3 separate regions of the Homo sapiens genome follow, and all the other regions are linked to region 2. Evidence: chromatin contacts called from ENCODE Hi-C or POLR2A ChIA-PET data. All regions are on one chromosome and are shown on one strand. The core of a region is the stretch at or near the end of the contact, and the rest is flanking DNA. Distances in the headings are between cores, read along the strand shown. Region 1 has its middle 25 kb from the start of SMAD7. Region 2 overlaps LOC124904355 (a long non-coding RNA gene). Region 3 overlaps CTIF (cap binding complex dependent translation initiation factor).

Region 1 (2,755 bases), core at 186-2,685, 74 kb after region 2:
CACCACTCCATCATTTTAAATTAACCTTGCGATTCCCTGCAGCTGCCTCTCACCCATCACAGACATGCTAATGCACGTGTGTGCTGCTGGGGGGCGGTGGGAGGGGACCCTGACACTAGCTTTGTGAAACAGCATCCCTGTGGGCTCTGTTCCACTCACCCCCCTACCCACCCTGGCAGAGCAGAGGGGAGGGAGGAAGGAAGCAGGCAGGTTAGCAGAGCGCAGGACCAGGCAGTAAAGTCTCCTAGCTGCGCTACCTCGCTACCTCGGGGTGTCCACATTACTCAGCCCCTCGGAGCCATGGGGGTGGGGAGGGCAGGGCCTCCTGGGACAGGACCATAAACCGTTTATGAATCCCTAAATGTCACACATCAAGTCGACATCACCTGTTCACCTTCATTCTTCTCTCCCTTTGTGAAAAGTCTCTCTTCGCATTCCCTCCGGGCCTCTCCCCTCCTGACCCTTTGGAGTAGGAGCCTTCAAAGCCCTGAAGGTTCCCGAGTGATGTGGGAAGTAAAGTTCTCAATGGAGGTCTCCTCCTAGTGAAAGGGCACTCTGTACTTAATGGAACTGGCCAGACCGTGAAGGTTACCTTGACCTTGTCTGCATGATAAATACAACTGGAGCGGGGCGGAAGGCACACCATTCAGAAAAGCAAACTGCTTGCATCTTCTTTATTTTTAATCTCACTCCATTTTGCTTCTCTGCAGGATCAAAGCAAGTTAAGGAGAGACAGCCTCTGTCTTTCAATCCTAGGGGCAGCTCGTGCAGTCGCCCCGCCGCGGCCACTCTCCTAACACGGGCAGAGGGGGCAGCGACGTGCCCCGGTCGCTCAGCCAGCTGGTGGCAGGGCTGTGACGGCAACCCAGGCCCCCAGACGCCTCTCCGCGTCTAGGCGCTTCCCATAATGGAAGGCTTCGCTCCATTAAAAGTTATTTTAGGGAATCCACAAGCCCACCGCCATCCCCCCCAAAGTGGAAATTTTATGTAAACGAGTCAAAATAAAGCAACAGTTTCTTAATAAGTATGTTTGGAGTTACACTCTGGACTAAGACGAGCCGAATCGGGCGAGGGGATGCGGACTTAAAGGTTCCAGTGTTCTTCTCCATACGGCAAGACTATTTTTAAAAATTTAAGGACGTCTTCCAGTCCACAGTCCACACCGCCTACACCCCCGCAGGTCAGACAGGCGCGAGTTCAGCCCGGTGACCCCGCCATCCTCGCGGCCCCCACCCTGGGGCCAGGGAAGAGGGCGTGGCCGACCCCAGCCCCCTCACCGAAACCGGGCCTGTCCCCTCCCCCATCGCGGTCCCGCACGGCGGCGGAGGGGCCGAGGGGTGGCGGCACCGGGATCCCGCCGCCACCCCGGCGCGCACGGAGGCAGGGTTGGGGGAAACACGATTCCTGGGGAGATTGGAGGAGGCGATGCCGCCGAGGCTGCGGGGGAGTTCTCCCGGAGAACTCGGGGGCCGGGTGGGAATGCGACCTCCAGGGCAGCTATCGCTGCTCCCCCGTAACTGCCGCAGGGACCCTCCCGGGGTGGGGGTGGGGACGCGGGGCTTCCGTCCCTTCCGGGCCGCGGAGGTGCAGGCCCGAGGGGCCCGTGCAGTCAGACGTGCAGTGTGCGCGGCCCGTGACTCAGCCGGGTGGCGACGCGAGGCCGGGGAGGCAGGGGGAAGGGGCGGGCGGGCCGGGCGCGCAACCGGGACCCCGCGGCCTCGGGAGAAGCGAGGTGCGCGCGCCCAGGAGTGGGGGGCGGGGCGGCGGGCGCGCGCGCAGCGGAGGCGCCGGGCGGCGGCGAGGGCCGGGCCGTATGCCGTCTTCCCGGCGCCGCGCTCCCAGAGCTCGCGCCGCCTCCCGGGGCGCCGCGCGGGTGGCGCAGGTAGAGGCCGGGCGGGGGTGGCAGCCACCCCGGGGCTCAGGTTCCAGCCGCCAGGCTTGGCCCTCAGCGGGCGCTGTCAGAGGGCGGGCCCGCGGGAGCGGGGCGGCGGCGGCGGCGGCAGAGGAGCGCAGGGCGGGCGGAGACCGTCGGGGTCACCTCTCCAGCCCCCCGCGGTGGCCGAGCCACCCGCAGTTGCGCTCGAGGCGCCGAGGCGGGGTGGCCGAGCGAGACCCGGGCCGGGCGCGGCTCGGGCCGCACAGCCGCGGCGGCGGCTGCAGACCTGTAAACCTTAATGACAGCAATCTTGCCCGTCTGCGCCTCTGACTCACGTGGTGACCCAGCCTCCAGTCACCCGGCGGCCGCCCTCCGGCCTCAGTTTCCCCCGCCGCCGAACAATGAAGCCACTGTGTCGCCGTTCATTTCTGAGCGCCGTTTCACACGCGGAGCGCCGCCGCCTCCCTGGGGAAGGGACCGAGGCGTCCGGCTTTTAATTATCCCCGGTGGGCGGGCGTGGGGAGGCCGCGCTCTGCTGGATAATTGAACCCTGGGACTATTCCCTCGTCAGCCCAAGCTCTTTATCTTAAGCCGTCCTTTCCTCTTCATCGTATTTAAATTTTACCCCTTCCTCTCCACGCTGGTGGGACTGCTTGAAAAACAATGAAATGGGCCGGTTAGGTGGCTCACGCCTGTAATCGCAGCACTTTGGGAGGCCCAGGCTGGGGGATCACCTGAGGTTAGGAGTTCAAGACCAGCCTGGCAAACATGGTGAAACCCTGTCTCTATTAAAAATACAAAAAAAAAAGGGGGGGGGGGAAAGAAATTGGCCGTGCATGTGGCGCATGCCTGTAATCCCAGCTACTTGAGAGGCTGAGG
Region 2 (2,700 bases), core at 189-2,688:
CAATAAAGCTAGTAAGAAAAAGACATTATTGGGACAACTGAAACTAAATGTGCATGGTGGACTAGAAAGTTGTGTTAATATTAAAGCTTTCTGATTTTGATAATTGCAAAAAACTTAATGGACGTCCCTATAAGGTACTATCATTATTCCCATTATATAGATGCAGAAAGTGAGGAAGAACAAGGTCAAGTTACTTGTCCAGGATCACACAGCAGCCTAAGAGCCCTTAGTTTTTACCTCCTCCTTGCTTCTCTTAGCACCCTGGTCTTTCCCTTCATAGCACTTATCACAATTGATAATTTTACATGTTTTGTTCTGCAAGATGATAAGTTCACTGACGATAGTGACAGGTCACCTCTGATCATCACTTCTCCATATATTTAAACAAATATTTATTGAGCCTACTGTGAGCCAGGCCTGCATGCACAAAGGTCGGTGAGAATATTCTAGTACAGGGCTTGGCTCATAAGTGGATGCTCAACAGATATTTGTAGCTAGGATGGAAGGGTAGATGAGTGTATGGATAGGTAAATGGATGAATGGATGGGCAGATGGCTGTGTGGATAGGTAGATAATTGGATGAGTGGATGGATGGATGAATGGATGGATGGATGAGTGGATAGATGGATGGATGGATGGATGGATGGATGGATGGATGGATGATGTGGGGATGGGTAGATGGATGGATAGGTGGATGTGTATGTGGATGGACAGATGAACAGATGGGTGGGTTGAATGGGTAGGTGCATAAGTGGAAAGGGAGCTTCTGGGAAAAGGCTGATTGGGCTTGCCCAGGCACAGTACCTGGTGTCATCCTCCTCACCTAGCTATCTTCCCCTTCCTACCTCAGCCTCTACCCAGGTCCCCATCTTCAGACCCATCACATCCTGAGAAACACACCCACTGTACAGACCCTCCTGTCTTCCTCCACCAAGGCTGTCTAAATCATCCTTCAAGGCCTTGCCAGGCCCCACTCCTCCAGGAAGCCTTCCTAGCTCATGTGGTCTGCTTCTCTTCTGCACTCCTAATTCACAATATTGATGGACAACCCATATCATCACATCGGTCATCCTGAATAGATGCTCCTGAGATGCAGACCTGGAGCCTGGGAAGGGCCGGGCTTCCTCCTCCTCTGCTGTCCTAGGGGCTGGTTAGTGACAGGCAGGGGGTGAAGCCACTGCATTGGCTACAAGGCAGGAGTCACAATCTCTCCCTTGATGGAGAAGGAGGACCCGGGTGAAGCCCTTGCTAGGGGCACAGGCAGGAGGAAGATCTCAGCCATGCCAGCTTCAGAGGAACTGCCAGGCCAACCCTGGGGGAGGCTGGGACCAAGCCCGACCCTCAACCAGGCTGGGGCTGGGCTGAGCTGGCAGGAGGACGCAGGCAGGCAGGAGGCTGTGCGGGTGCCTCCCTCCCCTCCTCAGCCCGGCCCGACCAGCCCCCAGGCAGGCTGGAGGCCTGTTTGCCTTGGCCCCGGGCCAGGGCCGCCCCGCCAGTGAGTAATGCGTGAGGACCGCCTGGCTCCGGTTCAAGGGAAACGGGCTGGAGACGAGACGGGGCCTTCTAGGCCTTCATGGGGCTAGGTTCCGGGGGCGGCTTCCCAGAAAGTGCCTGCCGAGGCTGCGTTGGGGCCACTGCCAGGCCAGCCGCCCTCCTTCCCCTTTCTCCATCCCCTTTTCTCCCCTTCTTCCTCTGTAGAGACCGAGGAAAGGCAGATCTTGAGCTCCCAGAAAAAGATCATTAGGCATGGCCCAGGACCCAAGGAGAAGGAGCTTGTCAGGACCCCAGCCATCTACCCCACACACCTAACAGAGCCAGCCAGTCCCTGGTCCATTAACCCACACTTTCTGAGCACCCAGTCTCTGAAAGGCAAGGACTTGCTGTCAGGGAGAGCACGCGAGTTCAGGGCATGGGGCATGGGCAGCTCAGAAGCTCTCAGTGCTGGTCCTGGAAGCTGTGGCGCCGGACAAGGCCTCCCTATTTATCTGCCCACATTCCAGGGCTCCTGATGAGGACGCTGCAGCCCAGAGAAAAGGATGGACTTGCCCACGCTGCCCAGCGAGTTAATTGCAGCAAGGTAAGAGCCCATGCCTCCTGCCCATGGGACTCTAGGCCCTGCTGCTCTGAACAGTGGCCTTCTCCTTCAGCTTGCGTGGCTGTCATGATGAAGGGCCACTGCCTAGGATGGTTCTATTTTTCAGTTGCATCCTCCTGGAGCATTTCCGGGGCTTCTGTAACTTTGCGACTCTGCCCTTGGTGAGTGGTATCTTTCTGCTTAGGACCTAAGTGACCACCTGGGTGGAGAAGACACCATGGTCATCAACACCTTTTGGAGGCACAGAGATTCCCAGCCCTCTGGGAGATTTTGCAGCCAACCATGTCCCTATGCCTCTCCAGGCCTCTATCCATGGTCAGTCTTCCTAGTTGCAAAATACAGAACATTATTCTGGCTGAGTTAAGCACAAAAGAAAAGTCATGAGGGGATCCTGGGTAGGTCACAGAATCAACAACATGCCAGAGAACTTCTCCACAGCAGGGGTGGCTGCCAAACCACACCACAGTGCTGGCCTCCTGAGACCCGCACTGGCCCTGCCACAGAGCCCCAGAAGGCTCCTCTCTTTCCACTGACATCAGCACTAGACACCAAACGCTGGACGCTGCTGTTGGCCTAGCCGTCCCTGCTGCCCCCTAGAAACAGGA
Region 3 (2,722 bases), core at 102-2,601, 110 kb before region 2:
CTCACTGGTAAGATGAGGATGGTAATAATGATTGGGTTGGATTGCTGGGGATTAAATGAGATAATGTAGTAAAGGGCATAATACAACCCTGGCCCTCAATAAGTGCTCATAATGTTGGCTATGGTTCAATTGGACTTTGCTTGGGATAATAGTGAAAGGAATTTTAATTTCAGTTTGATTCATCAGGTGTGCACTAATATTATAGGTCTAGCCCTGTCTGAAACTCTAGGGAGATACAGTCAAGTGTAGATCAGTGACATACCATATTCATGGACTAGAATACTCAGTATTGGTATGATGTCACTTCTTCCTAAATTGGTCTCTAGAGTCAACAGTCTCAAATCAAGATGCCATTAAGCCTTTTGGGCAGAAATTGGCAAGCTGATTCTAAAATATATATGGAAACTCAAACCTACAATATCCAAAGGAATCTTGAAAAAAGAACAAAATTAGAAGTATAAATTAAGGGCTTTGTTTTTTTGCTCTCAGGAACCTTAAGACTAGTGGGGAAGACTAATAAGAGACCCCATGCTGCTTCCTAGGAATGTAGGGTACTGGTGAAGAGTATAGATGCTAGAGCCTGGCCCCTGGCTTTGAATGCTGGCTTTGCCACCTGCTACCTCATGACCTTGGGCAGGGTACTTTTCCCCTCTCTATGTCCTAGGTGTCTCATCTATAAAATGGGATGATCACAGCTTCATTGCCATGGGGCCATTGTGAAGATGAAAGGAGCTAACCCATGTTAGCCTAAGGCTGCCTACTAGGTGTTGGGGAAGGGATGGAAGTAGAATGAGGACAGAGGTTCCGCCCCCAGTACCGTATGTCCTTTGGAGAAGGAAAGCCTAGAAGCTGAACCACCTTTCCAAAAAGGGAAATTCTGGAATAAGGATCTCAGGCTCTGTGAGTACAGCCACCTCCTTTTCTAAGACCCAGACTGGGGAAATAGCTCATCCAGGGTCACTTGGCTGAAGGTTAAATACAGAGGAAGTGTCCAACAGGCAGGGAGTGTGAGCAAAGGTCCATGGCAAGGAGTTACAGCGGTGCTTCTTGGGCCATGGGAGAAGGCTGTTTCTGGAGTGCCGAGTTCGAGGGGGCATGGGGCTAAGGGACAGCCAGCAGGCATGAGTCACCAAGGGGCAGGCTGCCAAATCCAACAGGACGCCCCATGGAGCCCTTTGGCCTGGGCCCAGCTCAGCAGCCCCCTCCCCATCCCCCGGACACACGTACCCCACCAGGCCTGGAGACATTTCCTGAAAGACTAAGAAAGCACTGGGAGCTGGACGGGCGGCCTCAACGGCCAGAGGCTTGAGGCCAGGTCTCTCATGGAGGAGCAGACGAAGGGAGGACGTGACCGGCAGCCTTCATTCTCACAGGCCAGGGATTTCAGAGGAACGCGGCCAAGTCTAGCTCTGAAGTTCCCACTTCAGACCCCGCCCGGCTGGAGCCACGGGCGCCTGCAGTCGCCACCCTGGAAATCAGAGAGGCACGTCATAGGCCACCTCGTGCTGGGGAACACGTCCTCCTGGGGCCTCTGTCAGCTGGCTCACCTGCTGGGGTTCCCGGATAGCCCTTCTCCTTCTGCTGGGCCATGGACCCTCCTCTAGCCAGCTTCCCCCAATCCCTGCTCTCCCTCAGCCCCCAAACCTGTCCACCTTCTCACTCCATCTTCTCAGGAGAGTCCTGGCACCCAGAACAGACCTCCTAGGAATGTCATGTCTCTGTCTTTGAGGTCATGAGCAGACCTGGGGCAGGAAGGGGAGGCCCTGTACAAGCCCTACACTGTGGCTCAGGCCCAGAGAGGGGTTGACACCAGGCCAAAGGAGGGACACATGTCCACAGATAGCTCCCAGGCCTCCTGCATGCTGGCTGGTCAGACCATGAGAGCCACACTGGACAGGTGAGGAAACTGAGGCCCAAGAGGAAATGTGATTTGCCCAAGGCCCTATAGCAAGATAGAGGCAGAGCAGAATGGAAGACCTAAGGCTCCCAAGCCCTGAGCCCCAAGCTCTTTTAAGTCATTTTCATGGTTTCACTTCATTTTCTTTTTTCATTTCCTTCCTTCTTTAAGAGAAAGGCAGGCTCTGGATAGACAGGCAGGGACACAGGCAGGGCTACCAGAAACTCAGAGGAAAGAAGAGAGTGGCCCAGGGTTGGGCAGCCTCTACCCCCAGCCCCCAAGCTGAGTGGAAGCCCCTCCCTCCCACCCAGCCTCAGCCTGGCCCTGGGGGCTCCCCTTAGTGGGAGCTACCAGTTTGTGGACACAGGAATGTGCCTGTGGCTTGCCCAGAGACCCTGAGGGCCAGCACCTCAATCACAGCATCTCCTTGCCCCAAGCAGCCTGCCCCGTCTCAACCGTAGCTTTTATCACCTTCCTCCATGCCTCTCTAGTGAGTGTCTTCCCTGAGTCAGCAGAACCTGTTCATAGTCATCCCTTCTCCCAGATTAATCTCTCTCTCTCTGTAGCCTTCCCTGATCACCCAGGCTGCTGGAGTCTATCTGTGCCCTCACTGGGCACTCAGCTTTTGCCACCTGGTGTTCTTAGTGTCATCTCTTGGGTCTGTTCCTGTCTCTCTAACCAAACTTTAGGCAACTTTGTTCATTCAACACTCCATGAATTCAAGGCCTACCACGTGCCAGGCCCTGGGCTATGGTGGGATTCAGCAGCAAACAGACAGACTCAGCAACCTGCCCTCATGGAGCTTACATTCTAGCGAGGAGGGGA

The links. A loop is a pair of places that touch in the nucleus more often than their neighbours do. ChIA-PET counts read pairs that join two places held with the same protein, here RNA polymerase II (POLR2A). Pooled maps may share reads with other maps.
Region 1: a pooled map shows a loop between it and region 2 (2.3-fold over the local background). The contact joins two enhancer-like sites. A Hi-C loop is called at or near these places in 1 of 168 maps with a recorded cell type or tissue (transverse colon) and 4 of 50 pooled maps. POLR2A ChIA-PET finds 5 or more read pairs at or near these places in 5 of 52 experiments (AG04449, H1, WTC11 and 2 more).
Region 3: a loop to region 2 is called in a map of K562, with 3 times the contacts of the local background. The contact joins two enhancer-like sites. A Hi-C loop is called at or near these places in 5 of 168 maps with a recorded cell type or tissue (HepG2, K562, endothelial cell of umbilical vein and 1 more), 8 of 37 single-sample maps with no recorded cell type and 13 of 50 pooled maps. POLR2A ChIA-PET finds 5 or more read pairs at or near these places in 3 of 52 experiments (AG04449, HepG2 and activated CD8-positive, alpha-beta memory T cell).

What each region holds. Positions count from the first base shown.
Region 1 is chr18:48,974,201-48,976,955 of GRCh38, forward strand. No RefSeq gene overlaps it. Among named protein-coding and RNA genes, the nearest start is that of SMAD7, 25 kb to the left of the region's middle. RefSeq lists silencers at 1,535-1,654, 1,755-2,054, 2,085-2,204. Within about 2 kb of position 1,436, at least 24 of the 41 ENCODE cell types and tissues checked have a DNase peak (open chromatin) inside an H3K27ac peak, as active enhancers do; they include transverse colon, where a contact is called at or near this core.
Region 2 is chr18:48,900,678-48,903,377 of GRCh38, forward strand. The region is part of intron 2 of LOC124904355 (a long non-coding RNA gene); the gene reads right to left. Among named protein-coding and RNA genes, the nearest start is that of SMAD7, 49 kb to the right of the region's middle. Within about 2 kb of position 1,439, at least 28 of the 41 ENCODE cell types and tissues checked have a DNase peak (open chromatin) inside an H3K27ac peak, as active enhancers do; they include endothelial cell of umbilical vein, heart left ventricle and transverse colon, where a contact is called at or near this core.
Region 3 is chr18:48,789,325-48,792,046 of GRCh38, forward strand. The region is part of intron 9 of CTIF (cap binding complex dependent translation initiation factor); the gene reads left to right. Among named protein-coding and RNA genes, the nearest start is that of CTIF-AS1, 51 kb to the right of the region's middle. Within about 2 kb of position 1,352, at least 23 of the 41 ENCODE cell types and tissues checked have a DNase peak (open chromatin) inside an H3K27ac peak, as active enhancers do; they include endothelial cell of umbilical vein and heart left ventricle, where a contact is called at or near this core.